Regions from separate parts of the Mus musculus genome. Here regions 1, 2, 3, 5 and 6 are each linked to region 4. A link is a loop called in an ENCODE intact Hi-C map of the cell type or tissue named here. Cell type or tissue: heart. All regions are shown on one strand.

The links. A loop is a pair of places that touch in the nucleus more often than their neighbours do. Peaks named below come from ENCODE experiments on the same cell type or tissue, not always from the same donor. Only the 100,000 strongest peaks of a DNase experiment are listed, where the experiment ranks them.
Region 1: it touches region 4 in a loop (3-fold over the local background); 3 of 42 quality-filtered maps call a loop at or near these places.
Region 2: a loop joins it to region 4, with 1.9 times the contacts of the local background. A loop is called at or near these places in 7 of 42 quality-filtered maps.
Region 3: it touches region 4 in a loop (2.1-fold over the local background); 3 of 42 quality-filtered maps call a loop at or near these places.
Region 5: a loop joins it to region 4, with 2.0 times the contacts of the local background. A loop is called at or near these places in 3 of 42 quality-filtered maps.
Region 6: it touches region 4 in a loop (4-fold over the local background); 5 of 42 quality-filtered maps call a loop at or near these places.

What each region holds. Positions count from the first base shown.
Region 1 is chr13:9,091,234-9,096,233 of GRCm38, reverse strand. It overlaps Larp4b (La ribonucleoprotein domain family, member 4B), which reads right to left and starts at 2,353. Exons shown (of 18, transcript NM_172585.3): 1 at 2,054-2,353. In heart, no CTCF peak of the experiment used is centred here; DNase peaks (open chromatin) are centred at 1,743 and 2,433; H3K4me3 peaks cover 2,811 bases; H3K27ac peaks cover 2,299 bases.
Region 2 is chr13:9,691,978-9,696,977 of GRCm38, reverse strand. Zmynd11 (zinc finger, MYND domain containing 11) reads left to right here. Exons shown (of 15, transcript NM_001199141.2): 7 at 1,152-1,239; 8 at 1,794-1,849; 9 at 2,632-2,709; 10 at 3,430-3,548. Among named protein-coding and RNA genes, the nearest start is that of Gm36423, 20 kb to the right of the region's middle. In heart, a CTCF peak has its summit at 2,093; a DNase peak (open chromatin) is centred at 1,007.
Region 3 is chr13:8,993,576-8,998,575 of GRCm38, reverse strand. It overlaps Gtpbp4 (GTP binding protein 4), which reads left to right and starts at 2,564. Exons shown (of 17, transcript NM_027000.4): 1 at 2,564-2,627. The coding sequence starts at 2,580. In heart, a CTCF peak has its summit at 2,387; a DNase peak (open chromatin) is centred at 2,445; H3K4me3 peaks cover 2,274 bases; H3K27ac peaks cover 2,022 bases.
Region 4 is chr13:9,762,081-9,767,080 of GRCm38, reverse strand. It overlaps Zmynd11 (zinc finger, MYND domain containing 11), which reads left to right and starts at 1,760. Exons shown (of 15, transcript NM_001199141.2): 1 at 1,760-2,026. In heart, a CTCF peak has its summit at 2,048; DNase peaks (open chromatin) are centred at 1,940 and 2,670; H3K4me3 peaks cover 3,301 bases; H3K27ac peaks cover 2,661 bases.
Region 5 is chr13:9,700,428-9,705,427 of GRCm38, reverse strand. All of the region lies in intron 4 of Zmynd11 (zinc finger, MYND domain containing 11), which reads left to right. Among named protein-coding and RNA genes, the nearest start is that of Gm36423, 28 kb to the right of the region's middle. In heart, no CTCF peak of the experiment used is centred here; no DNase peak of the experiment used is centred here.
Region 6 is chr13:9,274,297-9,279,296 of GRCm38, reverse strand. Dip2c (disco interacting protein 2 homolog C) reads right to left here and starts at 2,772. Exons shown (of 37, transcript NM_001081426.2): 1 at 2,231-2,772. The coding sequence starts at 2,315. In heart, a CTCF peak has its summit at 2,589; DNase peaks (open chromatin) are centred at 2,126 and 2,746; H3K4me3 peaks cover 2,479 bases; H3K27ac peaks cover 1,578 bases.

The sequences.
Region 1 (5,000 bases), 670 kb after region 4:
AGCCCCCAAAGCATTACTATGAAATTTCAGCTACTTCATTTCAGCTGCTCTTCTACAGTGTGGAAAAATGAATGCAAACTTCTACACCCATTATAATCATCTATTTTCTCTCTGGAGCCTACTCACATATAGTATAGCTCCCTTCTCCAAACTTATATGCTGTCTCAGAACCTGTCTTCTATGACAGAGACACGTGATCAAGACATGAGTAATAAATTAAAATTGCCACCTATAAGGCAGAATATCAAAATTAGGAATTCAGTAACAATAAAAATAGCAAAAAGCAAACATCTGCATGCTTCATGCTTACATCAGTCTTATGAGACTTTTCAAAATTTTAGTCACCAAGAAAGTAAGTTTTTTGTTTGTTTGTTTTTGGTTTTTTTCAAGATAGGTTTCTCTGTGTAGCCCTGACATTCCATCTGTAGACCAGGCTGGCCTCCCTTCCTTTGCCTCCCTAGTGCTGGAATCAAAGGTGAGCTCAGGATAGCTTCTAATGACTAAGAAGCCATGCCGTTCCATATAAATAAGTCAACTCAAGTCACATTAGTTTTCAAAATATGAGATGAAATATATTTCTAACTAGTTAAAGTTTTAAGGGAAAATGTACTAACTAAAAAATAAACTTTCAGAGAGCATTCTACTTTAGCAATTCCCAACAAATCTCCTTAAACTATTTCTTGTACAATTTGATTACAATACTGGATTTTGGTATATTAAGCACGAAGAAAAAAAGCCTCAATTAAATTAACCCTGACTGTAAATAAGAGAAGCCAACCAAGTTAGGGAAGTATAGAAATTGCACATAATATACTAAAAGACCACCAAAAACAAAAACCATCACCCTTTTCTCCTCTTGTGGTCTTGCAAACACCAACTCAAAACAAACTGCAAGTGCATTTTAAATATTCAACTCAATTTGAAAAGGGAAGCAGCTAAATATCCTAAAAGAAACAAATGCAGTTGCTATTGCCTCTATTTAAAACTCCCTTGTTTGACTGTGTGCTACAAACTAATTCCACTGCAGCCATGGGAAGCCCTCCCGTTTGTTCAGTTATGGAAAACTTCAAAGTTTCAGTTTATGATTAAAACAAAGTATTCCAACGCCAGTGAGAAGGTCGCGAATGGAAGGCAGATTGAGATCATTTTTCTCCGGGTCGTTTTCTCACATTTCGAGTCAGTCCAAATTCAAAGCCACCTTACACCAAAAAACGAGGGGGTTAACAAGATTACATTCACTGAAAGTCACAAGATGCAATGACCTCAACTCAACAAACTTCATGTTCTACTATACACCACTGAGAAGCAGGTGGTTAAGAGGTTCCTGGCCGGTTACCATGAGTCTTCACATTTAATTTTTATTTCTTAACTATCTCAAAGTCGGACCCGCTCAAGTCTATCAAGTGTATGGGGGAAAAGGGAGCAGCATTCCAAACACACACTCGAGCAACAGGATCCTAACTTCCTGGTTCTAAAGGAATGCGATTCCCTAATGAGCCACCTCTCCCCGCAGCAGCGAGCGCGGCTGTCTGGCCGGTCTCCGGCGGGACCGAGGGGGGCGAGGCCCCGGGCGCCGCACTGCGGGTCCCCGGGGCCCGCCCGCCTGCCCTCGGGGCGATGGTGGCCTGCGACCCCAGCCCATTCTCCTCGGGCTGCATAGGCAAACCCCCAAGAGCCTGGGAGACGCGGCCTCCGGGAAGACTCTGCACACGTCTCACTTCGCTCCAGTCCTCCCCGGCCAGGGCCGTGTCAGTCAGGTCTGACCCCGGCCCGCAGGTCCTCCCAGGTCCAGCCTACCCCGGGCTATCGGGGCCACAGTCCAGCCTGCCCTGCCGCTCCCTCCGCGGCACTGCCCCTCTTTCTGTCCTCCCCAGCGCCGGCCCCAGCCCGGCCCTGTGCCGTTCCCCTCCCCGCCCGGGCCCGGCCCTGCCCGCCACTGGCCCCGTCCCTCCGGGAAGATGGCGGCCCGGTGACAGGCTGGTGGAGGCGCGGGTCCGAGCACGGGGCGCGGAGGGAGGCCGCCCCGTCGGTGACCGAGGACCGCCCCGCTCACCTGTCAGCCGCCCGCCCCGCCCGACCGGCCGCCCGCGGGCTCGTCGCCGCAGCCCCGGTGCCCGGCGACCGCGCAAAACACGCGGGGACGGCCGAGGAGGGAGACGGCAAGAAAAGGCGGCACGGCCGGGCCGGGCCGGAGACAGCAAAGAAGAGCGGGCGCGGACTTGGCAGCGACGGCAGCCGATCCTTCCTTTTTCGGGCCCGAAAATGTCTCAACCTCGAGACTCCAGATCCCCAACGCTCCTTCCCGTTCGCATGAGAACACACAGATCCCACTTCCGGGGCCCTGCGGAAGTCCCACCCCCGCGCGGCCCCGCGCCCTACCCCGGCGCCCTCACCCACCCGGCCCGCCGACTGGCGTTTGGCGCCCAGGAGAGCCTAGCGTCATGGAGGCGCTGCGTAGCGATTGGCTAAGAGGGGACGCGAGTCCTCCCTTCTACTTCCCCCGGCCTCTCGGCGCGCACCCATCTCGCGGCATCTGTGATTGGCGCGTGCGCGCACGACGCCAATTTCCCCCCCCACACCCCGCACCGCCCCGCGCCGCCCCACCCCGCCCCGCCCCGCCCTGAGCTGCTGCGCGCGCCGCACACCTCGTCTCTCCCCGCCCATTCTGCAAGCCCCGCCCTGTAGCAGTCGGAGCGCCAGTTGTAGGCAGCTTAGCATCTTATGAGCAAGTGCTGGGGTGTGGGGCGTCCCAGGCTGGTGGCGTCCTGAAAGCGCACCCCTCGCTCCGGACCCGCTGTCCCCAGGACCTGGACCCATGTCCGGCATTTCTCTACAGCTTCCCCGACTTCAGTATGGGACAAGAATGATTTGGATAAGCAAAGAAACCTGCTCTTGTCGCTTCCCAGAGAATTGAAAATACTAAAACCCTTCTTTTATCGATTTTCTTTTAAAAAAAAAAAAGAAAAAACGTATATTACATTTACTTTACTTAAAACTTGCTGCCTACTTATCTGCGTTTATTCGCCGGTTGCTTACTGTCTATAATTCATTATTCGAAGCCATACGAATTTTTCCCGAATGAAAAAGCTCTCTTGGAACAATATCCATGGTTACCATACCATACCATACCATACCATACCATACCATGGTTCTGCTCATTGGTTTCTAGGAACATTTTTCAAATACTGAAGAGTGCATTTTGGAAGAACCATCTTTGACTCTCCTGTATTGGGTCTTTTTTGTGGGAGTTTCTTCTCTTCCTCCCTCTGGGTCTTGATGCTCAAACTCTTGGTGTTTACACTTCAGAGCAAAGGCCTTAACCAAGTGAGCCACCTCACCCAGCCTCTATGTGACACCTTGTTGCAGTTACTAGGCTTAAGACTGTTTCCTAGTTAACTATTTCACAGGCATTCTCACAGTATTTAGTCTCATAGTAACTATTCTCACGGTATTTCTTCTTCAAAGACCAGTTCTCACTATTTTTACACAGGCTGGCTCCCTCGCATTGATTGTTTTGCCTCCCACCTCCCGAGTTGGAAGTACTGCCTGGCACTATGTGCCCTACTCATTGACGTGTCTCTAAAGATAATAAATTGTAAGTAAAGCTTGCCTCTGGTACTGGAAAGAATATACAACATTAGTACTATTAATGCTTTTCCCTTCCCTGGTAGTTCTGCCTGCTGTTAACACCTCGGGGTATTTGGTGTCCGTAAATGCAACTGGTACACCTAATCCAGAGTACCAACAGGTATGTCCTTCAAATATATCTTCTCCATCTTGTCAACAAAGATCTTCATGGCTCCTTGTCTTTCCTACAGGATAACATTAAGTACTATTGCATAAAAAGAAGGACTTTCACAAACTAGTGAAAACGGTCTATTTCCTTTCCTACCCTGTAGATTGAGACACCCTAACTTTCCAATTACATTAGTGTACTAAGAATTCTTAAGACATTGGGTGAGTCAACTCAGTCTATGCTAGAATAAAGCACAGCCTATACAAAGTTTTTACTGAGAACCAAGTCAGCATTTAATAGGTGTTTTTTCCTATAAATCCCCTGGGATGTGGTTCAGTGATAGTGCCTGCCTGACATATGAAAGGCCCTGGCTTCCATTCGTAGCATGGAGAGAGAAGGGGAGAAGGGGAGGAAAGGAGAGGAGAGGGAGATAGAGAGGGAGAGATGAGAACCTACGATCCAGAGCATCTTAGGTCCTAATCACTATGATTCTGTTTCCCTCATACGCCTACCCTCTACTTCTGATCTACTCTTGCTTATCTCCCCCCACGCCCCCCCCCCCCCGCCCCTTTCCTGTGATCCTATCTCCCTTCTAGGTCCTCTCTGTACTTTGTAGTTCTAGTAAAGACTTAGCAATCAGAGCCAGATGCAATGGCTCTCACCTTTTGCTTGAGCAGCTCATGGAGGTGAACCAGATGGATCACTGAACTCCAAGCACTCCTGGGGAGCGTCAGTGTGAAACACTGTTTCAAAAAAATAACTGAAACAAGATATCCATCCAGTCACTACTATCCCCCTTTTTAAACTTTTAAACACTTCATTTTCTTTTCTTGTATGTGTATATGTATCCAAAAATAATAGAGTTAATGAGGGAAAGGGGAACTCTCTTCTTCACACACACACACACACACACACACACACACACACACACATACCCCTTTTAGGTAGAAGGGATTGATTCTCATGTGGGAATTAATTTGTTCCTTTCATCATGTTGGGTCCCAAGGATTCAGCTGAGATCATCAGAGTTAGTAGCATGGGCCTTTGCCAGCAGACTATCTCAGTGTAATTTGCAACTGGCACCACAATGCTACCCCACCCCAGTTAAATGGTAAGTACTAGCCAAGGAACTGATAAGTGCTTTTGCCAGCTGATACACTGTGTTGTTCATATGCCCATGGATCTTCCGCTGGAGCACAGGAAACTTGCCAATGACAACATTCTCAAACAACAACAACAAACAAACAAACAAACAAAACCAGTA
Region 2 (5,000 bases), 70 kb after region 4:
GCCATCACCCCTCCCATGAAGGTGTCTGGATTCTCTTAGGCTCCCTGTAAAGTGGGATGATGCTATCTGGGTTCATGCTTTGGCCTTATATAATATGAGCAGGAGTCCTGTAAGGAAAATTAGCAGAAAGACAAGATTTCTATGATCTTATCAGTCTGTGATCCAGTTTAAAATCCAAAACATGAATCATGGTTTAGAGCAGAACTCACCAGGAGGCGCTTTGTGGGCATCGTGGCTAGGTATGTAGCTGGGCAAGCTCCTGCAAGGTCCCGTGCCTGTTGTACACTAGCCCGTTAGAGGTAGGATACACAGGAAGATACACAGAAGATACACAGGAAGATACACAGGAAGATACACAGGAAGATACACAGGAAGGGAAGGGAAGCATCAGAGCTGGCCAGCGCCACTTCCCCTGCAATTCTATGTAGGCTGTATAGGTGATGACCTAGGAGAAGTGGGAATTATCATTAAAGAAAGGGCAGTTGAACTAGTACTACTATATAAGAAAGAAGTTTCATGAGTCACATGGTATGTGAACATTCCTTAGAAGACTTGGCTTTCCAAGCCATTTTTATGCCAAAATCACTAGGATTCAGAAATTCTTGCTATTTCCAGGTAGCTTAGCTCTACATAAAGTACTAGAAAAGTTTGGGCTCCTTTCTACGAGGGGGAGATACCCCTCCAGAGTCTCTTTGGCCACCTACCAAAGGCCAAGCTACAAAGAGTGCATTGAAGAAAGTCCTTTTCTGTTTCTCACTAATGTAGAGAAAGCCATGCATTGTTTTGGTCTATAGAGGAACTCCTGAGACTTCACTGCAAGCCAATGTCTGGTCCTGCTCAGAATCACATCTTAAGAGGTTTGGGGACTGTTGTGTAGGCTAATGGCTCCTCCTCTGTCTTCATCCAGCTGTTAGGAAGATGGCAGGCATATGTGGCCCTGCTCTGTTCTAATCATTTCCTATTGGCAAAGCTCAGCAGCAGCTGCCCCCACAGCTGCAGTTGAGGCATGGCAGCTGTGCAGTCCACTGTGGGAAGTAGACACACTGGCCACATGTGGCTCTGTTATTTCTGGTGCAGGCAGCCAGAGTTCAGATGTCATCTGGGCAGATTCTGCTGTGTCCCCTTCTCAAGTTCTGTCTTTTACCCCACAGAAGGTGAATGAGGGGAAGTACCGGAGTTACGAGGAGTTCAAGGCTGACGCACAGCTGCTTCTCCACAACACAGTGATCTTCTATGGAGGTTCCATCCTTTTTGTCTTTCTGTACAGTTTGAAAATATTAAATTCCACGTTGAATATCTGCAACAGTTCTTTGTAATTCATACATGAGTAATGATGTTGGAATTTAAACTGATGCTTGCTTCCTGGTGTGGCTTACAGAGGTGATGGCCAGTGCCCTGTGTGGGGAAAGCATTCTTTTGACCTTTTTTTTTTCCCCTGGTGCTGAGGATCTAGCTAAGGGACTTGTGAATGTCAGTTAAGCACTCTCCCACTAAACTACATCCTCAGTGAAATGCCGGCTTCCCATCCACATGCTCTCTCTTAGCTAAGAGGGTTTTCTGAGCACTTCAGAGTTTTCATACTTTCCTACTAAGATCTCCTTCTCAAAGACACGAAATCCCTCTCTAGGAGTTGTGTTAAATGCAAGTTGCCTGTGCCACCTGAACATTCTATAAAACGTGTGTTTTGAGATGACTGTGTTGCCATTTGATAAACGGAATGACAGTAGAGTGGCTTGACTCAATGGCAGTGGCTTCTAGAATATTGATGATAGGTTGTTTATCTTCAATTACAGCAGACAGTGAGCAGGCGGACATTGCACGGATGTTATATAAAGACACGTGTCACGAGGTACTTTATATTCACACTTAATTATTAAACTTCTGTTATAATCCTACTCGTCAGGCCTCTGTCCTTCATTGCTACATCTTAATTGTGGCAGTTCCTTTGAATGTAATTCGATTTTCATGTTCCGCATATATGGGAAGGAAGTAAATATTCTTGGAAAAACTTAACAACATGTTATGGCAAATAACTTTAGTAACTTTGAAGCACTGCTCATTGCTGATGTGTTGGTGAGGTGGTGAGATGTGCACGAGCTGCCCTCTGTAGCCAGAGCCATGTCTTAGAATGAGGGTCACATGACAAGCCAGTTAAGGCAGAGAACAAACTCTCTGTGCATACAGGAAGAGAAACATCGAAAGTTTTTCTTGTAAAAAAAATCTCAAATAAGGAGTTTGATTTCTTCCGTTCATTTCAAATTCAGATTTTCTTTTTTAGTTATTTAAGTCTTATTGGATCACTTCTGTGTTAGAAGGAGTGAAACGGTGATGTAGGTATAAACTCTAGGGCACAGAGAGCTATCTGCTGGAGAAAAGTTGGCAACAGGAAAAGAAAGAACTAACCTGTACAGTTATGAAGAAATCTCTGCAAGCAAGGCCGGCAGTGGGCAGAGCCAGGGAAGGACACTGTCACCTGGCTTGTGAGTGGAGGAGTCCGCTGTGGCAAGGCCTCGCTCATACTAAGGTGTTGAGTTGCAGTGCGCTAGATTAGGGAAGGGCCCGAGAACACGGCTGCATGCCACGCAGCTGCATCTCTTCTGCCGTGGTTCAAACCGTTGCTTTGCTTTTCAGCTGGACGAGCTGCAGCTTTGCAAGAACTGCTTCTATCTGTCAAACGCACGGCCCGACAACTGGTTCTGCTACCCTTGCGTATGTGGGATTTTGTGATTTTCCTTTATAGAGAACTGTTTGTTAGTTATCCCTGTTTACTTACGGATGGTAAAGCCTGTGAAATATACTTCTTTACATCATATAGTTCATGTGATCTTAATGAGTATGCACAGATGAAACCTGACAAAGCAACAACCATTCTCAGTTCCGAATGTCAACAGCACTGAGTAAGACCATGCCTGGGTCCCTTGATAAACAGGAGAGCGAGGCTTTTGCTTTTCCTCTGTTTCAACAAGAGACCTGAGGCTTTGCCTCTCTCTGCTGCTCCATCATTTCCTATGAAACGGCAGCGTGTGTGAGCATTTGAGGGCAGTGTCCCCAGAGACTCTGACATCAGGTGGACTTAGGAGGCCTCACAATCAGAAAATCTCTGTGGGTCCTAAAACTCTCCCCTTCCTAGCACACAGCCAGGTGCTACTGGACGCACACTCAGTGCACTCTGCTCACTGCTGTCATGCACGGGGCTCTTGGATTTAGAGGCCACCTTATCCCAGCTTCTGCCTCATCTGGAGAATAGTCTAGAATTGTTTTTTCTCTTAAACATATGAATTGTGGTTATTTTGTTGATGTCAAAAGAAAAAAAGTACTTCTATATATCTCATAGTTAAAAGGAAATATCCAATTAGATTATGCCTTACTTAGCCCATGTTTCTCTACTTAAGTAGTTCAATATTAAAAGAAATAACATATCATTTTCAGATACCTAATCATGAGCTGGTTTGGGCTAAAATGAAAGGTTTTGGGTTTTGGCCAGCCAAAGTCATGCAGAAAGAAGACAATCAAGTGGATGTTCGCTTCTTTGGCCATCACCACCAGAGGTAATTCACAGCTTGTGCAGTAGCCAGAGCTGAGCTCATGAATGTGTGGGTGGCTGTTCTAGGGACAGGAGCGCCATGTTTGTTTCACATTCACACATGCCTGTAGCTAGTAATAACTTATGTAAGTTTTCAGTATTGTTGTAAAAGAGAATTTCAGTGGGATGCTTTGTTCTCAGGTGTAGAGCAAACTTGTGCTGAAATTGAACCCATCATGCAGGGCATGGGAGGGTCCTCACAGCCGCTTCACACTGTAAAGATGCACAGGTATTGAGTCTTCTCCATGACCCCAGTAACAGGCAGAACCAATCAATTCAGGATTGTACGGATGGAGATGGACAGCACACATTGGCTCCACTCCAAGGCATGAGTTCGAAAAGCCTAAACAGTTACATATGTGGAATGCATAAAATGTGTATATTCTAAACAAAGAAGTTGGCCCTAAAATTACTTCACAATATTTCATAAAAGATACCAATCTGCAGGATGACACACATAATTCTCACTATGAATTAAGGCCCTAACAATATTGAACATTTTAAAATTAAGATGTTAACAGGATTCTCCTCTAAGTCTCGTTGCAATTAGTTTGGATTAGAAAAGTGAATTTAACTTTTGAGAATTCCCATTGGAGAGCATGGATAAAGCCAGAAAAGGTTCTAAAAGTGGAGTCACAGTAAAGTCAGCTGTCTGAACATCTCCTTAGGGCTGGCTTGGTGTCTTGGGCCGAGGTCAGTAATGCATGAGAGGCTTCAGAACAAAGGACCGTGTTTTCTCCTGTGCTTTGTCTTATGTCCCTGTGAGTACTCCAAGTGTCTTGTGTTGTCACTAAGTACTTGGAGAAGTACTTAGGAGACAGAAACTAATGTCATTATAATGAACGACTTCACTACCGAGTGAACATTTTAGCTTTGATGAAGAGGTAAATTTTAGCATTACAAGCTTCACACATCATATCGAGTTGGTTTCAGGTTCTCACAGAGGGACACTGTGCATATTCCAGTGGAATCAGTCAGTGTGTCCAAGTCTCTGCACTGACTTCTGTCATCCAGACACATTGGCCGGGCTCTCCTCATACAAAGATAGGAAGAATGGTCAGACCTCTCAATAGACCTGACACTCTACCATGTAGTACAGAATCCTTGATCTGGATAGAACATGTATGGCTGCTTAGAACACACAGTAAAAAGTCCATCTTATGAAGAGTATTTAATGTATTGAAAATAAACAGATTGTAATTGTGAATTCATACCAAAAGAATACGTTTCACAAGAAGGCGCTAGTTGCTAGTTTTCAGGAATGTGTTTTTGATAGAATATTGTATTACTCATAGGAGGCAGAAAACGTAAAGTGAATGATTTTGGACTCCCTCCTCTCTAGACTGTGAAGCTGACTTAGGAAAGCCAACTGTCGCCTGACACATGGGGTCTGTTGTAGTGGGTTTTTCTAGGATCT
Region 3 (5,000 bases), 770 kb after region 4:
ATGAAGAAGAGCAGGACTTGTTAAAAGATCTGAAAAGTGAGAGAGCACACACAATGACTTAGAAGCAGTATGTCAAAGCAGGTTTTGTAGGAGCCAAGCCACATGTTCAAGGCTTTTTATATAATTCTTATATATCTTATATAATTTTATATAATTTCTACATATAACAAAATTGTATAGTTTTGTTTCCTCACCAAATATTATAAGGTTTTTGTAGGAGCTAAGTGAGTTAATTTGGGGTCAACTGCTTTGAACACTGCTTGAGCTATAGTCAGCCCTATTTAAGGTTTAACACCATATGGGATTCTTGAGTTACCTGAGAGTGAAAATTTTATCAATTGTCCAAGTGCTTCATCCTTATCCACTTCCTCCTATTTGAGCTGGGCTCCAAGGACTGAGTCTCCTTGGTGAATACCTGGATTCTGCTAACCCACTGTGTGGGACCACATACAGCTCTTTTGCCTTATTCCATAATTTTCCTTCTCTGCTCCTGTTCCTGGGATTCATCATCAGTAGGGCCACTCTTCTTATGACCTCACCTCTGCCCCTGAGGCCTCATCTACTAACTTTGTTTCAAGGTCTTTAGTCTTGGTCAACCTTGCTCTTGACTCTGTTCAGTTTTGTTCAGTACCCTAGTGGGGAGTCAGAATGTGAGGCTGTCCTTTCCTTTCCTTTTTTTTTTTTTTTTTTTTTTTTTTTGGTTTTTTGAGACAGGGTTTCTCTGTGTAGCCCTGGCTGTCCTGGAACTCACTTTGTAGACCAGGCTGGTCTCGAACTCAGAAATTCACCTGCCTCTGCCTCCCGAGTGCTGGGATTAAAGTCGTGCGCCACCACGCCTGGCCTTTTTTTTTTTTTTAAGATTTATTTATTTTATGTATGTGAGTACACTGTATATGTACAGATGGTTGTGAGCCTTCATGTGGTTGTTGGGAATTGAATTTTTAGGACCTATGCTTGCTCCAGTCCACCCTGCTTGCTCCGATCAATTCAGTTCACTCAGTTTTTTTTTTTTTTTTTTTTCCTTTTTGCTTTTTCTGAGACAGGGTTTCTCTGTGTAGCCCTGGCTGTTCTGGAACTCACTCTGTAGACCAGGCTGGCCTCAAACTCAGAAATCCAGCTGTGTCTGCCTCCCAAGTGCTTGAATTAAAGGCATGCGCCACCACTGCCGAGCCTCACTCAGTTCTTGCTTACTCCAGCCCAAAGATTTATTTATTATTATACATAAGTACACTGTAGCTGACTTCAAACGCACCAGAAGAGGGTGTCAGATCTCATTATGGGTGGTTGTGAGCCTCTATGTGGTTGCTGAGATTTGAACTCAGGAACTTCAGAAGAGCAGTTAGTGCTCTTACCCGCTGAGCCATCTCACCAGCCCGAGACTGTCCTTTCCAACAGCACAGAGAGATGCATTTAGTCAGAAAAGCAGAAAGTAAATGCTCTTGGGAAATACCCAATTTAACATATCTGGAGTCTGATTGAAAATGTCTGATTGTAATTAAAAAAGACACCAGGCTGAAAGCAACTTGTATTATCAAAGTAGTCCACACTGGGGCTGTGAAGGAGAAAGGAGAAAGGAGACTTTGAGGAGAGGAAGAACCTTGAGGATTATCTAGTTAGGGAGAGACTCAGGAAGGTAAATTAGCAAAGAAGACTGCATTCTAGACATCAAGTACCAGAATGATGGATGTCACAGAAAAATAGGGAGAAAGGTTTGAAGAAGATGGCAACACCTGAGAAAGGGTCTTTTAGTTAAAAGATAATCATGAGGCAAGAGTAGATGGATTAAGGTAAAGAAATGGGTGGCTTAATTAAACTGACAGGGAAAACGCAAGTGGGAAGGTTGGCTTCAATCCATGTAGGTCTGTACGGATCAGACTTTGTGTCTATGTCTGGTGCCTGGGTTCTGGGCAGCTGTGTGGGGGGCAGAGTTTTTTCACTGGCCCATGTCAGGTGAAGGTCAGGTGAAGGTGGAGCACCCACAAACCACCTCGAGACTGCAAGGTCAGGAGAGGAAACTCGGGCCACCTGGAAGTATGCAGTCTACTCCATTAACAGAAGCCCCGTCAACATAATTTACTCGAATAAATAACTTTCCACACTGCCAGGCGACAGACAGCCTTTCTTGCTCAAGGGACACCAAAGTGATGCAGAAGCCCCGCGCTGCGTCTTCCCGCTCGTCACTCGCTCTGGCCGCGGCGTCCCCAGAGGTGGCTGGAAACACCCTTTGGAGCCCCGAAGCCGGCTTGGGTGAGGGCAGTGTTTCCTGAGAGCCCCGCCAAGGTGGCCAGCCGGGAGTCTCCCTTTCACCCCGCAAGGTTATCTCTCCCACCTCTAAACCCAGCAGATCTCTACCGCGGCTCTTGGCGGCGGACTTCCCGGCCGAGCGGGGACGCTGTGGGACTAGAAGCCTGTCTAGGCGGACGCGTGGGCCACGCCTCGCGGACATTCAGGAAATGATGTAACGCTTGAGTCCGGCAGCCAAAGTTGTGTCACGCCGGATAGCGGAAGTCCCGCCCACCTCCGCCGGCGGAAGTCCGGTCCTCCGCTTCTCCTGGTTCCTCGTGCGTTCCACCGCCGGCATGGCGCATTACAACTTCAAGAAGATTACGGTGGTGCCGTCTGCCAAGGTAGGGGTGACAGAGGTCGTTTCCGCCTATCTCCATTTCCCCGACAAGTCGCCAGGGAGGGTCCAGGCCTGTATCCCCGAGACTGGGGGAGGGAGGACACCGTGCAGTCCCTCGGCCCTCAGTGCGGAGCTCCGCTTGCTAGGCTTTGTCCTCGCGACCCTCGGAGATCAGTCCCACTCTCTGAAACCAAGCCCCTCTCCTGCTGTCCTTGGGTACCCTAAGCCCTAGAATCCCTCCAAGACATCAGGGCCGTTCCAGAGCCTATGATTCTTGTGTGGCCTGCCGACGGGACAAAGTGTCTGGGTGGTGGCCACAGTAAGGAGCAGGGTAGGAAGCCTGAAGGGGCCAGTGGTGAGCGTCGTGTGAGTACCCTCCCCTTTAAGTAGAATTTGATTCGTGACGTCACGGTCTAAAAAGATTTTAGGTAGCTGTCATTTTGTCGTTGGACTTAAAAGATGCAATTGGTTATAAGCACGCAAGTAGCCAGGCCCACATTATGTAACGTAGCAAGATGCTTTCCTCCCAAATGTCGAGAATGAGGTAGGCTAAAGAACCTAAAAGGATACACCGGTTTCTCTGGCAAGCCATGGGCATTAAATTGCAGAATCAGTTAGAGGAACCAGTGTCACTATCGTTAAATTGACCGCAGTGTGGGTGTTTTCGACATCCCCCTTTCTGAATGAGCTTGCTTTGAAAACTTGTGTAAAGAACTAGTATTTTCTGGTGGGCGTGGTAGTGCACGCCTTTAGTCTCAGCACTAGGGAGGCAAAGGTAGGCGGATCTCTGAAAGACCCTGTCTTGAAAAGACAAAAACCATGTTTCCACTAGTTGTTTTCCTTACACGTCTCTGTATTTCTCCTTTCTTCCTCTTTCTGATATCCATTCTGATACGTTTTTCACACGTTTGTAATAATTGGAAAGAAACTACATGTAGGAATCACATTTTGTTTTAGCCCACGAGACTGTCGCCACTACTTCTCAAGTGCATGTTGAAGGAACTCGTACACTTTTTATTTCACTGGAAATAGAGTTCATTGGGTCAAAGGAACTTTGTTGATATAATTGACCTAGGAAAGGCAGCCTTTGTCTCTGTTGCCCTGAAGGAGGTCTGTTTGCAGATGAGTTTGCATGTGTGTAGATAGGTGGTGGGAAATAAAAAGTCAATCTGAAGAGTATGGGGTGCTTTTGTAAAGTGTGTGCCAAGTTCTGTGTATAGAAACACATAGAATAGTCTGCGTCTTTAAGAATCATATTCTGGGGGCTGGCGAGATGGCTCAGTGGTTTAGGAGCGCCGACTGCTCTTCCGAAGGTCTCGAGTTCAAATCCCAGCAACCACGTTACGTCTGTAATGAAATCTGATGCCCTTTTCTGGAGTATCTGAGGACAGCTACAATGTACTTATATATAATAAATAAATAAGTAAATAAATCTTAAAAAAAAAGGATTTTCTGAAGGAATAACTGAATGTGTTTATACCCACCGCAGTATGATGGAGAAGTGTGAGCTCCAATTGGCCCTCTGTATGAGTTCAAATCCAGAGTCAACCAACACAGATTAAAAACACTATTTGAAAATTGCATCTATATTTAATGTACATAGACTTTATTTTCTCTTTTTTGTTTGTTTGCTTTCTTTTTGTCTGCCTTGGCTGGCCTGGAACTTATACATTTCTGCCTCTAGGATTAGGATTAAAGGCGTGAGCCACCATGCACATAGACTTTTTAAAGGAGCATTCCCTACATATAGTTACAGCTATTTACCGTATATGACAAATATATGTGGATTCTTCTACACACAAGTACTGTGCCATTTTATAAAGTGAACTCAAATATCTCTCTGTTTTGGTGGGCGAGGGCTTGGGTGGGAGGAACCCTGACTATAAACTCCTGTAAATATCAGAGATTTGGGATAACATAAGAATGTAGTGAGAACTGGGCAGTCGGTGTTAGTGCATGCCTTTAATCCCACTACTGAGGAGGCAAAGGCAGGAGATCTCTGTGAGTTTGAGGCTAGCCTGGTGTACAGAGCAAATTCCAGGACAATCAAAGCTACACACAGAGAAACCCTGATTAGAAAAATAAAAACAAAGAATATACTAATAAATGGGTGAGTTTGGAGAAACTTTTCAGTAGGCAACTTTTAAAAGATATGAGGACCATGGAAAGGAACAGAGTAGAAGAGCAGCAGGCCTGAGTATCCATGCTCTCCGTAATCTGGCAGACTGTATTGTGATTACCTGCTTGCCTTTGGTTTTGTTTCGTTGGATCTTAGTGTCTTCTTCACTGTTTTGTCTTCAGCATTGTGTTCATTCTATCCTTTATTATAGAAAATGATCAATATTGTTCAATTAATGGAAGTGATCAAGGGAAAGTA
Region 4 (5,000 bases):
ACTCAAAATATCACAAATATTCACCTATATGTTTTTTTCTAGCTTTGGATAATATTTCAGCTTTTTTTTTCAACTTAAGTCATTTGGACTTTGTAAAAAAAAAAAAAAGAATATAAAGTAAGAATATAATTCATTTCCCCGACAGACAATTTCCATTCTTAATTGCTTGAATAGTCTGTCTTCTTTCCATGATTTTTCTCAAAGCAGAATGTGAAAGAAGCAGTATGCTCAATTGAAATTGTGTAGCATAGGGTGTATTGATTGTGGCCAAGGAAGAATGCAGGGCTGTGTGAGAGTCTGTGAAACACATGTGGATTGATGCAAACCATCCCTCAACTCCATCATTCCTCCTGTCTCCAATTTCTCCCCTCAGACCCCTCAACCTTTTGCCTTCTTTCACAACCCAGTACATAAATCCAGAGTATGTCACAGGTTGCACAGAAACAACTACATTACTTTGGTCTTCCAAACCTCCGTCCAACCTCCAGCCACTGGCCTTCTGACCCACCCTCATATACTCACCCAGTTGACAGACAAATGCAGTTAATAAAGCTGTTGGGCTGGGAAACTATAGCAAAGAAATAGGAAATCTTATAGATAGGCTATCTAAGAGAGTTATATGTAAAAATAGAAGCTATTTCTATTCTGTATAACTGGGGGGAGTCACTTTGTTTTCCTAAACTGTATTTCTCTCTCCCTCTCTCCCTCCCCCCTTCTCTCTCTCTCTCTCTCTCTCTCTCTGTGAGTGTGTGTGTCCCTCCCTCTTTCCCTCCCCCCCACACAGAAAAATTTTCATACTTGAGTAGCTTCTGCAAACTACATAGAAATATAGAAGTAGGCATTCCTCTACAGCTGAAAGAAGACCTTTTTTTAAAAAAGAGGTGATTCACTTAAAGAAGTGATTTCCAGTCCAGCAGTCCAATCCAATACGGCATGATTTCCCCTGGCATCCTTTAGTCCACCCATCTAGTTTAAGGGCGACTTCTGAAATAAACTGGTTCTTTCATTCCATCACACAGGTGGGTCCTGGGGCTTGAACTCAGACTTTCAGGCTTGGTGGTGAGTGGCTTTATTTGCTGAGCAATCTTGCTGTCCAGCCATGCCATATTTTATTATTTAAATGAATTATAAATACTTCATGATCTTAGAAGTGGGGGCGGGGGGAAGCCAGAAACAAACATCAAAAGAGCAAACACTTCTCTCTGCGATGCTGGTATCAGTGGCAGAACTGTTAACAGTTTGAAAGACCGTTTGACTGGTGTACTTCAAAAAGCCAACTCAATGCTACTCTAAGTAAGTTCTAACTTAGAGATCAGCACTGTAAACAGATGGATAATTTGTATAAGAACCCTAGATTTCTAGGGGCGTCGCCAGTGATTTTTCAGGTACATCTATCCAATGAGAATAGGGACAGGCAATCTTAGCTAATGGGTTTCCCCTTTTAAACTCCTAGCAGGCAAAGGTTGTTAGGACAACGTATGACATCTGTATATGCTTTGACTTTTCCCCCAAGACTTTTAAAGCCATATAGCTTAAGGGCTCTCCTCTGATTAGATCTAGAATTGCTCACTAGAAAAGATAACCTACTCCTCACAGCAATTTGTAATGTTCTAACCAGAGTGATAATGGGTGGTCCATTCTTTCTAAACGTCCCACTTGTGCATATTTGAGACGGGGAACTCGGGTGTCTTTGCAACTTTTTTTTTTTTTTTGAGCACAGGATTGGAAAGCGAGGGATACCGTCTTACCCACTCGGGTCAGTAGTACACGGGCGAGTGCTTGTCCAACACGGAGCCATTAGGAGCCAAGCAAAGTGCCGAGCGGGTCCACACCGCAAGCTGCAACGCAGCCCACCGGGCTTGGCCGGATCCTAACAATGCTACCCTCGTGTCTCGGTGCTCGCCTCCAGCGCGCCTGCACGTACGTAGCTCGCACGTGTGTGTTGACATGGAGTTCGTGTGTGGACCCCCTTAGAATATGCTGAAACCGATTTCTCAGCGAGGCGCCGGAGACAGGTCGAGGGAAGGTAGGAGCGGGTGCGGCGGGCTCCCCCGGCCTCGGGGCGGGGAGACAGCGCGGGCCGCGCAAGTCCCGCGCCGGCCGCTAGAGCCCCCCGTGCGCAGCTCGGCCCAGGCCCCGCGCTCGCCCGGCCCGGCCCCGCGCTCGCCCGGCCCGGCCCCGCGCGGGGAAACACTCAAGCGCACACAATGAACTCCGAGGAGGCCGCGAGCCGGGCCGGCCGCCGCGCCCGCACCGTGTGAACCGCCTCTTGGTTGGGGGATGCCAACTTTGCCCCCCAGGCGTCCTCTGCAGCCCCGCAGGCCCCGCGCCGCCGTCGGGCTGAGGAGACGCGGTGAGTGAGCGAGCGAACGAACGAGCGAGCGAGAGCGCGCGGCGGGCCAGGCCTCCAGCCGGCGCGCGACGCCCCGGCCGCCTCGCCCGGTTTCGCCCCGGCGCGCGCCGAGGCATTTTTTTTTTTTTTTTTCTGTGGTGGAAGCCGCCGCCAACATGGCGCCCCTCGAGCCCCGAGCCCTCCGCGCTGAGCCAGCGGGGGGAGCCGGGGAGGAGGGAGGAGATGGCGGGGAGGAGGAGGCGGCGGCCTGCGTCCCCCCCGCCCCCCGCGCCCGTCGCCGGCTGAGGCCCGAGAGGCGCCGGGCGGCGGGAAGGAGGCGGCTCCGGAGGGAGGGCCGGGCGCGGCGGCGGCAGCGGCGGCGGCGACGGAGCGCAGCATAATGGTGGGGAAAGCTCGGCGGCGGCGGGGCGGCTGGGCGGCGGGGAGGGCGGAGGCATCCGCGGCGGCGGCAGCGCGGCCTGAGCTGTGGTGGCTGCCGGGGCCCCGGGCTCCCGGGCGGGCGGGCGGCGGCTGCCGGTGGCGTCAGGCACGGCCCCAGGCCGGTGAGGCCTGAGGGGTGGGCGCGTTTCCTCTGTCCAGCACCTTGTACCTCCGGCTGACGTGAGGAGCAGGCCCGCGGGAAGGCCGCGGAGAGCCGCGCGCGGCCTGCTGGCTCCGGGAAGCCGCGGAGTCTTGTGAGCTCCTCCCGCCCGGTCCCCGCGCCTCCCGCTTGGCCAGGCCCTGGGGCCTTTGCGCGGAGCGTGTAGCGAGCGGGCGGACGGGGAGCGATGAAAGCGAACGCCCCTGAGACCCGAGACCGGTGTCCGTCGCTCTCCCGGGGCTGCAGGCGAGCGGGTAGCGAGGCCTCAGCTGCCTCAACAGGTCCTTCTGGCCGTCCTGGGGGGATCGGCCGTCTTGTGCCCACGCAGAGCTGCGGAGAGAAGCCGATGGGGACGCTGCCTGTGGGGTTGTGGCCTGAACTTTCGCTTGCACTGTCTCCCCTCATGCCTTTTCCCTGGGCCGAGCCGAGGGGGCTTTTGCGGTGTGTCCGTGGGACTTAGTGGTTGGTGATGTGTTTGTGGTGCTCAGTGTGTGTCCGTGGTACTGATTGTCCTATGTGATTCGTGTGTAGCCCTCGGTGTCACCGGCAGTATGCATGCACACAGTCCTCTAATCTGTATAGACGCCGGCCTCTGCCAGCGAACAGCTGAACTGTGCGCTGGATTCCCGGTGTGATAAGATGTGAACATAGTATCTAGCATTGTGTGGGGTTCAGTGTGCAGTATTCCTTGTATAGAGTATCCAGTGCCATAAAGTGTTACAGAGTATCTGGTGTTAACATCCCTTGCATGACCAGTGTGATCGGTGTTTTATACTGAGTACACACAGCGTACCTGCTTTCCTGTAGGGTTGTATACACAGTTACTAGAGTCATAAGTAGTGTTTACACAGTACCCATGTTTAGTGGGAGGCATATACTGTACCTAGTGTCTTATGTGGTATGTATCCAATTGCTGGTTTCACTTGCTGTATACATAATGACTGATGTCATGTGTGTTTTTGAGCATAGAGGAAGTGGCCAGGTGGCCCGATGAAGGAGAGGTCACCCCAAAGGCAGTAAGCATTTTAAGGGGTTTTGTGAGACTATCTCGCTCAGGCCCTCTCTCTGCTTCACCTGGGAGTTAAATTTCCTACAATCAATTGTGTTGTATGCCGGCAAAAATATTAAAAAAAAAATCACTAGGAGACGCAGAAAGTAAATGCTTTAAAAAAAGAAAACAAGATATGTAACAAGATATGTAGCTTAATTATTATGGGACACATAATCTCAAATGATTGGGGGGGTGCCATTGATTCTAATGAGTGTCTAGAAGTTAATAGAGAGTGTCTGGTTGTACTCTAAAAGTTTGAGTGTTTTATGGTAGTAAAGATGGTGTTTGTATTTTTTAAAATCTCTAATGTGTTAGACTAGAAGAAGAAATGGGAACTTATGTACATACAGGTAGATTATTTTCCTGGTCTTTGTTTACATTGTAGTCAGTACTTTGTTTACATTGTAGTCAGTATTTTGGCTGACTCAGTAAGATGAAGAGGCCAGAGAATGAAAGATTAGAAGACATGAGCTGCGATTATGATCAGGTTAGAATAAGTTTCTTGTTGAGCTCCGATTAAGAAAATAGCTGTGCTTTACCCGCTGTTTTTTCTGTATAGGCGGTTCAGGTGAAAATTGCATTTCTTGTGTTCTCCAAGGTGGACAGTTGGGTTTTTCTTGCAGTTAGCATTTGCAATAAATGCACACATGAGTGCTTTTGTTATAAAGAAAAATAGATTTAAGATGTTAGAACTCCACTCTGATTCTACTTAAATATTCTTCAGATATCTTAAAGTTAGTGCTCTGGGTGGATGTCCATTTGCCTGTTTCTGTAAAGGACATAGGTTTGTTTCACCCCTTTGTAACCCTTCCTCTGTTCCCCTTTAGGATGGTTCTGATAGCATATAATAGAGGCATTCATATCCCTGCATAACTTAATTGAGATGCTAATTGGAGCAAAGATTTTTGACATTTGTAACAGAACTATCACATGCTGTTAGGACAGTGGTTGCTTAAAGCCCTAACAGCTGTTGGAAGATTTTTTATTACCCTCTCTAGTTTTCAGTTGATTGATTT
Region 5 (5,000 bases), 62 kb after region 4:
CATACCAGATAAAACAAATACACATATCACAATATGCCAGACATTTCAGAGATCACACATGCTATACTAGCTATATTATACACAAAAATCCTAGACATCTCCCCTACATACACACAAACCACACATCATACACCAGATAATACTCACTATACACACACATCACATACATCACATACTATTTTTGAATGAAAGGATCCACTTAAATCATGAAACATAAGATTGTTCCCATAGGTCCTTTAAAAATCTGAAAAGTACTCATCCCTTCTTAAATATTTACATGGCATTTCTCTCTGTGAAAAAATTATTTGTATGAATTGCATGGTAGATGAATATAGCCCAGTAGTAAAATATGAAAACATAAGAAATATAAGAAAACAAAAGATAAATTATTATTATTATTATTATTATTATTATTATTATTATTATTATTATTACATAATGCCTTGGGTCTGAGCTACAAAGCTCTTTGAGTTTGCAGCCTATGGTTCCCCGTCCCTTGGCCTTAACTCTTAAGAGTGCACTGAGGCCTCTAGCCCAAGTCTCCATGCTGCCACATCCTTCTGAACACATCCCAAAGGAGAGATTCTGCAAAGCAAAGCAAAAAGCTTTAGAAGAGCACATGTGAATGTGCTGGAGAGATGGCTCGGTGCTTCAGAGTAGATGCTGTTCTGAGGACCCAGGTTCAATTCCCAGTGCTCCACAACAGGCAGATCATAACTGCTTGTAACACCAACTCCGGAGCACCTTCTCAGACACCAGCCTTTTAAAGTTAACTTTTAAGTCCTAGGTCAAGCCCCTGGTGCCCTTTCTGTCAAACATGGGTTGCAATGTGCCCATTAGGTAGGTGAAGATCAAAGGAATAGAACTTGTCTGTTACTTAAGCTAACCAGAGAATGTTTCTGTGGAGGAGCAGCAGGGGCCAAGTGACTGCTCAGAGGACCTGATGTGGAAGCAAGTCCACTGCAGGGTAGAGGTACTTGAAAGTTGTCTCATGGAAGAAGAGTTGGGGCTACTTCTGTACTCGCTTCATGCTTTGGGGACACAGGTAGTATAGTGTATCCTAACTCCTGAAGCAGAGTGGTTTGTAGTTAATACTCACAATGAAGTGGGACCATGTGATAAATGAAAGGTGTTTAGATGCAATTCTCCTTTCATGTATCTGCTTTGAAATGGCTACTCTTGTCGTTTGGTCAGTTCACTTTTATGAATGTGAGCGACTTAGTATTTTTACCCCCAAAGTAAATATCTTTGCTTTCAAGGTCCATATTAACAAACATAGAATGGATATTTGGCTTTTAAGTGAATTAGAAGTAGAAGCCATTATTTTTTAAATGGTGAGTAATACTGAAAATAATGACCATTGATCACATTAGTTTAAAGATACCTGTATTTCATAAATTTAATTTAAAGGGAAATAGAAAATTGCTTTTAATATAATGCTACCTGAACAATATACTGTCATAAGGTGGCTTTGCTCCCTATGGGCTTAGCTAGATAAAAAAGAAATAAGAACTCTGAAAAGGGGAGAAGCTGTTCAAATTGAGTCTAAGACAGAAAGTGTGAACTCCTGGGTATTGTCGCCTAATCACTGTTGAAGCTATCTAAACCCACTCAGGTTAGGAAAGAAGTCGCATGGTTTGTACAGTGCATTTCCATGGTAAATGTTATAGTAAACAGACTTGGACCCAAGCAACAAGCAGGCTGTGACAGGTTTGGGCAATAGCGTATTAGATCCTGCCATTTCTCTTTTGGAGGCTGGGCAGCAAGTTAACTGAACTTTATTATAGTTTTTCTTTAGATTTATTTTTATGTACTATGCTTGGTGTTTTGCCTGCATGTATGTCTGTGTACTATATGTATGCCTGGTGCCCACAGAGGCCAGAGATGCAGATGGCTGCGAACCATCATTATGGGTCCTTGGAATCAAACCCAGGTCTTCTTTAAGGACAGGCGCTCTTAGTAAATAAAACCATTGAGTCCTCACGAAGTTTATTATAATGCTCAAGATCTGAGAAGATAAATAATGCTTATGCTTTTGTTGTAGTGGATAGGTATGATCTTAAGCAAAACGTGTTTAGTGAACAGAAAATACATAATTTCTCCTTGTTCACAGTGTAGAGTAGATGGTGTTGGGTAGGAGGGATTTGGAGCTCTGCAGACAGAGGTCTCACTGTCTGCATGCCTTCCTTCTTAAAAACAGAACAAGTAGCAAGGAGTGCGTTGGCACAAAACAGAAAAGGAGGGTGAGCAAGAGGGCTCAGTGGGTAAAGGTGCTTTGCTGCCGAGCTTGGGGACCTAAGCTCCATCCCCAGGACATAACGTGGTAGGAGGAGAGCACGAGCTCCCTCAGCTCACCCTTTGACCTCTCTGTGTGCAGTGCTGGATTTGGTAATTCTGCAGGACTGGACTCTTGACTAGGGAGGGCCATGTCAAAAGACTTGTATTCACTTTGATTGAAGAAGGTTACAGCCTGCCAGTGGAGAGCAAGCGTAATCTTCAAAGCTAGTGAAGGGGTTAGAGAGACAGGGCGGTGTGGGCGTCTGTGTAGCTTCTTCTGTTCAGTGGTTCTGACAGCCACGCTCGCTGTGAAAGCTCTTCCTCCATGGTTGGAGGAGCTTCTCGTCTGTTAAAATGCTGGGTGGCCTAATGGTCCTACACCTACACCCTGTGCCGGGGCCTCAGTACACACCCCTGTCTGTTTCCTAACGCTATCTCAGCAGTCTTGTTCTGTGAATATTTTTCTTTTGGTTTTTGATAACAAGGTGTTTCTGTATATTCTTGGCTGTCCTTCTGGAACTCTCTGTGTAGACCAGGCTTTCCTTAAACTCAAAGATTTCCTGCTTCTGCCTCCCAAGTGCTGAGATTAAAGGTGTGCATCAGCACACATACCTTCTGTCGGTTTCTTTTATAAAATATTTAACCTGAAATGCACCTGGGAATGGGGAGAAAACCTATGAAATCCTCAGGCATAAGAGCTTCTTGCAGCCCGAATTTTATTCCCATACATCCCTGGGAAAAGCTCTGCTTCTGTTGAGAAGCGCTCCCCACCCACTTTGGGAGACAGAGTCCATCACTGTGTGGGTCCAGACACACAGCTCTGTGGTCACTGGCACCAGGCAGTGTGTATGACTGAGAGCAGCTTCAGTGTCTAGAGGAGGGTTTCTTACCTGTTGGTAGAAAGGAGGGACTGGGTTCCTGTAAAAAGTGTGTTCTCCACAGACTGGTCTCCCAGTGCGATTCTTTGGGTCAGACCCATATGACCGAGGACACTGAAGTTGCTACTGTAGTGGATAAAATGAGCCCACAAATGCTTAGATCAGAGCCGCCCTCCACAGTGTATCTGATGCATACAATGAGTAGCAGAGCAAAGCTGGGCAAGGATGGAAAAAGACACGCAGGTGGACTGCAATGTGACCTTCAAAAGTTGTGTTTGAAGCCTCACTACTTTACACTTAGCAGGAGCACAGCGGCAGTGGAACTTCAAGTCTTGCCTCAGTGTGTGCCTATGGTTTTGGGGTTTGCTTTGTTTTGTTTTGTTGGGTGTGGGTCACACTGAGGACAGTATGTAGATTATAAACTCCTAGGTCTCTTCCTTCAACTAGCCTGATCAGAACCCTGTGAGTGACTTACAGACATTGGAAGTTTTCCTTTGAGGAGAGATGTAGGTTAGGAGAGCACACACAGCTCCCCTGTGGCATCCGAGTACCACACAGGGCACGTTTCAGCACAGCTGGCACTACCCCTTCCGTTCTGTCTCAGGAGAGTTTGCTTGCTCTAGGGCTTTATATAAGTGGACACTGACATTGTATCCAAAGGCTTCTCGACTGTGATAGACCCAAATAGAAAGTCTAAGCCTGAGAAGAACTTATCAGGCAACGGTAAGAGTTTCCTGAAGTAACATATAAATAAAGATGATATCTGAAGGTGTCTGGTCAGTTTGCGCTGGATGTAGCTAAGGAGGTGAGCCCTGTCTGGCCTCTCCTGTCACTCTCCTGTCACTCTGCTCTGGAATCGTCACTTTTAGCCTTATTCATCTTCACTTGTAACTGCAGCCACTTGCTGCAGACGAATTTCAGCAGAGCAAGAACTAGGTGTCATCCTCTGTCCTACTGTGTATTCCAGGGAAATGAAAGTTCCAGACTCAGCCTCTTTCCCCAATAGCACTGCTGTGTATGGCTATGCCGATAAGTAACCCTGACCATACAGGCAAAGCCAGAAAGGCTGAGCACAGACTGAGGCTTAAGGAGGTGATGACGGGCAAGTGCGGGCATGTGCTCGCTGAACGTTAGTGGAGTTTCCGTGCTGTTGCAGAGGGCTTTAAAGACAGGAGACGCTAGTGAGGGTCTTTTAACCATAGTGATATTCCACTTTCATCTGATTTTTGTGCATAGAAAAATCTGTGTTGCTTTATTTTGTATGGTACTGGCATCAAAAGAAATTAGATTTAAGTCAACAGAGTGAAATATTCCATAGGATTATGTTTAGAGCAAGGGTGCATAGATACAGTTTAGAGAGCAGAGGCCACTGTTGCCAGCCAGGTGGCTGCAGATAGCCCAGCTGGCTTGAGTGACTCAAAGGATGCATCAGAAAAGATAGCTGTTCCTGCCCTGTTTGATTTGTGCAGAGCTAGCTCCAGGATTTAGTGAGTATACTCCAGTACTTCAAGGGCTGATTGTGTGTTTCCTTGAACGGAGTTACCTACCTACAGACCGTTACCCAATCAGCAGCATTTCAAGACTCCTTGGTATCTGATGCTGTCTGGATGTTTCTCATCTAGTGAGGCTGACCATTTGAGGTCAGCAGCCCTGATGTGTGTCCACAGTGTGGTAGAGCAGATCTGACAGGGCGGCCGCCTAGGAGCATGTGTCTCCGTGCTCCCCTTTTCCTGGATGTAGACTTGTTTTCCTAAATGCTGGGGAAAAGCACAGCTCACCCATTTCACCCCGTGTGTAACCGCTTACCACCTGTGCGGCACAGCGGCTCAGGCCATAGGGCTACGG
Region 6 (5,000 bases), 490 kb after region 4:
GGTTCCAAGGAGTAGCAGAAGCTGAACACAGTGACAAAAGGCTTTTTTTTTTCTTTTCTTCTTTTCTTTTCTTTTCTTTTCTATTCTATTCTTTTTGTAATTCTTAAAAGTTTAGGTCAGGTCTCAACATAGCTCATATAGAAAAAGAAAATAGAAAAGGACTTCCTGAATACAAATATATGTACACACTTCTCTAAGCCCACCCATTCACCAAGAAACTCATTGAGTCCTCTAAGTTCTATACAGACACAAGGTGCTCACAGGGAGTTAAGCTAAGTACACCTCATCTAAAGTGGTTTTCCATACTTCTCTGGGCAACACTCACTCTTCAAGAGTGATCGATCATGACAGGTGACCGCTGTTACCTAAAAACAAAACAGACAGCTACTCTCAACAAGAGGAGAGCAGGATATGTGGCTCCAGGCATTATGTGAGGCTTTGAGAGTAAATGTGAATTGACTTCCTAGTAGGCAGGGAGATTCAGACCCTGCGGAAAGGGCTCAATGCAGGTTCAGATGGCTTCTCACTTTTCAAGTATGGGTGGGCAGAGACACATCACATTAACATAGTGCAGATAGCAGAGGTGCTTGCTTTGAGTGAGAACATGAATGGGAAGGGGTGCTTTCAATACAGGATGCAGACGATAAAACAGCGCTGGTAAGCTGAAGAAGACAGTCTATCTCAAGTCTAACAAAACACAAATGTTTCTTTATAGTTACTTACTAGAAATACACTGTCCACACTGCATACCTCATCTTCCAGTTTAAATCTAAAGAATTCAGCCCTGCCCTTTCTGCCTGTGGAAGGGTGATGCTCTCTCTTATCTCTAGATGGTCAGAACTGAGGCAGGAAGCACAGTCTGGGACACATTATCTTTTCCTCCATTGGAGCTTCCCAGGGACTGCTTCCAAAACACCTTGGAGAACCCCAAATTCGGGATAAAGAAAATGTCTAATCTATGAGAATCTGATAACAGAAGCAACACTTACAGCCACCTGGTTTACTCTCCACCCTGCAAGTGTTAAAAGGGAAAACGTAAAGTCAACGTCAGCTCCTCCCCATGATGAAAACTGGCACGAATGAATTTACGTTCTGGCTGCTGGCCCTCACAAATCGTTACCAAAAAAAAAAAAAGTTTACCATGCTAAACTGCTCCAAATATTAACTCAAGAGAGACGACAGGCCATTTCCACACCACTAAGCTGTAGTCTTCTCAATGAGTGGGATGACCGCTAAATATTTATTACTAGACACATTTTGGAACTTTAGTGGAGGAAAAAGGAAAAAAGAACCTACAAAACCCAAGCTGAAACTTATGACAGTTGAGCACATGATGTCCACCATGAAGAGCAAAGACGAAAGCGTATATAACACTCCGTGAAATCACAGCAGAGCAGCCGCAAAGTCTCAATGTCTCTATCCGGCACGATGGGAAGGAGGCATCCAACCTGGCCTGAGGGGGGAGGTTTTAGGGCTCTAACTCAACCAGCTCGTCACAAACACGCCGGAACAATAGTACTACTATCTTCCTCCCGCTGACAGGACCGTGTGCCTGCAGCCTCAGGGGGATCCAATCCCGAAGTCCACTGACAAGTTTCGCATTAAAATCAGGCCATTCAGAGGCCGTCCCCAAGCAGGGAGCGTGGAAGCATGTGCTGTGCTGGTGCTGGTGGTGCTGCTGGTGCATGTGGTGGTGGTGATGATGGTGGTGGTGGTGGTGGTGGTGGTGGTGGTGGTACTGCAGCTGCATCAAGGACGCAGCGCCTCTCCATTAGGGAAGAGCGCACATCCCCACCAAGGCCATTTCCCCCGCAGCCCTAAAGGTTGCTCCATCTTGCTTCGTAGCCGGGAGCCCCGGGCCCAGCCGCAGCGCGCAGGGGGCATCGCGGCTGCACCGTGCCAGTTGAGCCTGGAGGGCGGGGGCCGCGGCACGCACACGCGCGCGCGTGCACACACACACATACACACGCACACACACTACACACACACACACACACACACACACACACAAGCACGCGCGCACACAAGCACATGCACACACATGCACCCTCCCCGGGGCCACCACACGGGGCCCGGGCCAGGGTCAGGGCCGGGGCCCCGCCACCCCGAGGCCCGGCGCGCGCCCTCCCCGGAGTGACAGCACGGCCCGGCCCGCGGGGCCCCGAGCGCGCTCCAGAGAAGCGGTGTCCCGGCCCGGCCCGGGCGCGGGGCTAAGGGGGGTTGCTGTTACCTTCCGACAGCTCCAGCTCCAGCTCGGCCAGCCGGGCCCTCACCTCCAACGGGAGAGCCATGCCTTCCAGGCTGCGGTCCGCCATGCTCGCCGCAGACGCCTCCGCCCTGCCGGCCTCCTCTTTGTTCGCCGACGGAGGGCTCCTCAGCGGCCGCCACTCGAACCCGGAGGAGCCGCACTGAGGAGGCGGCGGCGGGCGGGCGGGAGCGGGAGGCCGGGCGGCGGCGGGCAGGCGCGCGGGGATTTTCTCCTTAGCCTCCTCAGCCTCGTCAGTCTCCTCAGCGCCTCCTCAGTCTCCTCAGCGCCTCGTCAGCCTCCTCAGCGTCTCCTCAGCGCCTCCTCAGTGCCTCGTCAGTCTCCTCAGCCTCCTCAGCGCGGCCCCGACCCTGGCGGTGGCCTCGCGCCCGGCTCTCTGCGCGCCTCCCCCAGCCGCGGGCTCCGGCCCCGCTCGGCCGGCACCGGATCACGGGCCCGCCCGCGGTCACGGCCACAGGGCTCTCGAGCTGCTCCGCGGCCGCCCTGCCCCGGCGGGAGCGAGCGCCGCTGCGCGCGCACCGGGCAACAAGAAGGCGCGCGCGGAGGGTGGGAGCGCGCGGACGTGCCACGGCGGCGCGCGCTCAGGGGGGCGGGGCCTCCAGCGAGTACTTCGAGAGCGCGCTCGTGGGACAGTGGTGCATTTGGCCTTAGGAGGGGGTCTTCCCAACCCTGAGGCTTAGTTAGGCTCCTCAAGACTCAAGGAGAAAAATAAAGAAGGCATTCGGAAGCACACCCTAGCCTGCTTGTTAAAACTTCAAATGTTCTGGATCATCGAGGGCTGATTTTTTTAAAATACTTTTAAGAGGAAAAAATAATTAAAAAAAAAAAACAAAACAGCATGAGACATAGATTGAGTCCTAGGTTTGAAGTTTAAAAGCATGGATCTAGAACAGACTACTATATGACCTTGAAACACACAATGTTTTGTCTAGACTTCATTTTTCCCATCCGTGGAAATAAATCAAGGTAGGTTGGGTCTGTCACACACTGTCCAGCCTAAGGAGTCTTCAGCAAGTGTCTTCTCCCTCACATCCTACAATATCATCCCCTGCTTTTCTTCTACCTCTTGTGAATTTTTTTCCCTTTGGTCATCGCCTGTGATGGTATCAATGTCTATTCTGAATGGCTGATACGGAGTCTGACTATTTGGGGGCATTCTCGCATGGCCAGCTGTCTCCAGAGTAATCTCACCTAGCTGCCCCTGAAGCCCCAAACACCACAAAACCAAAGTAAAAACAGCATCTCCTAACATTAAACATCCACCTGCTTCTTAAAGCATTTTATTAACTCTTTGAGAATCTCCTACAATGTATCCCTTAGCTCCTCCCAGAGTCATCCCCACCTCTCTACTATCCCAATTTTATGTCTATTATTATTATTATTATTATTATTCAATAACCTATGGACTCCAATTTGTTCTGCTCAAATATTTCAGGATGGCTGATCTCACAGGAGGCACATCCTTATGGAAAAAAATAATAAAAAACTGACTCTCCCTCCCCGAGAAGCCATCAACTGGCCATAGGGATAGGAGCTCATTAGCCCTTTGCTATGGCATGCTAGAATGTTAACTGCCTTCATCCTGTGCTGGCAACCATAGCTTCTGTGAGTTTGTGAGTCCAGAGGTATTGTCGTGTCCAGAAGACAGTTTTGTTCCCAGTTTTCCTCAACCTCTGACTATTACAATCTTTCTACTCCGTCTTCTGTGATGGTCTCTGAGCTTCGGGTGTGGGGTTATGATACAGACGCCCTATTTGTGACTGAGCACTCTACTGACATCTATTCTCTCCACTTTGATCAGTTGTGAGTTTCTGTGTCAACCACTACACAAAGAAATTCCTCTGATGAGGTCGGAAGTCTGCACTAGTCTGTGGGTAGAGAAATACAAATTTAGAGGGCAGTTTGATGCCTCGTCCCTTTAGCGGAGTAGTAATAGTAGGTTAGGTTCACTCCTACCTATGATCTCCCCAGCCAGATTTGCAGTACCAGGCATATGTTTCCTCCTGTGAGGCAGGTCTGAAATCCAATCAGACAGCAGTTGTGAAAGCATATGACCTTGATCTTCACACATAGTATTAATATCATTCAGGTTATTATTGCAGGGTTCATAGATGGTTAAAACTGTTAAACACACACATCCACAGCCTGCATAGCACCTTCCAGTACCAAGCAAGACAGCCAACAAAGAAGAAACTTACTGATTAGCATTGATGGATTCTGCCATGTCCTATGAATAATGTGTACGGTGCCTTCGGCCTTAGGGTCTTACCCATCACCCACCTGCTTTTATCAGCTACTAGTGTTTTCCTAATTATCTAGGCTAAAGTCACCCTGGCTTCTCTACCTTCCTTTATCTTCACACAACTTTTGCTTCTCAGTCCCCTCAAATGTATCCCACAAAAACACTGATGGTCTGCTTCCTTCCCATGCCTGCAAACACTGTTTCTAGTCCCCATGCTTCTTCCTGCCTGGAATATTCTAAAGACCATTGAGATGGTGTACCCAGCAATGGGACCCTGAAATTGTAGACACTTCTTTCAACAGTGCTTCAGCACATCTTCTTATGGAACGCAAGTGAACTTCTTAGCTTTAAACTAGGGGACCCTCACTAACTGCTCCAACCTTCAGCCTAGTCTTACCTGCCCACCCCCCATAGGTTCTTGAAGAAAGGATGACTAATATTCAGCATCCTTGCTAATTGTACATCAGTCTTCTGAGGCAGGACCTCATGTGT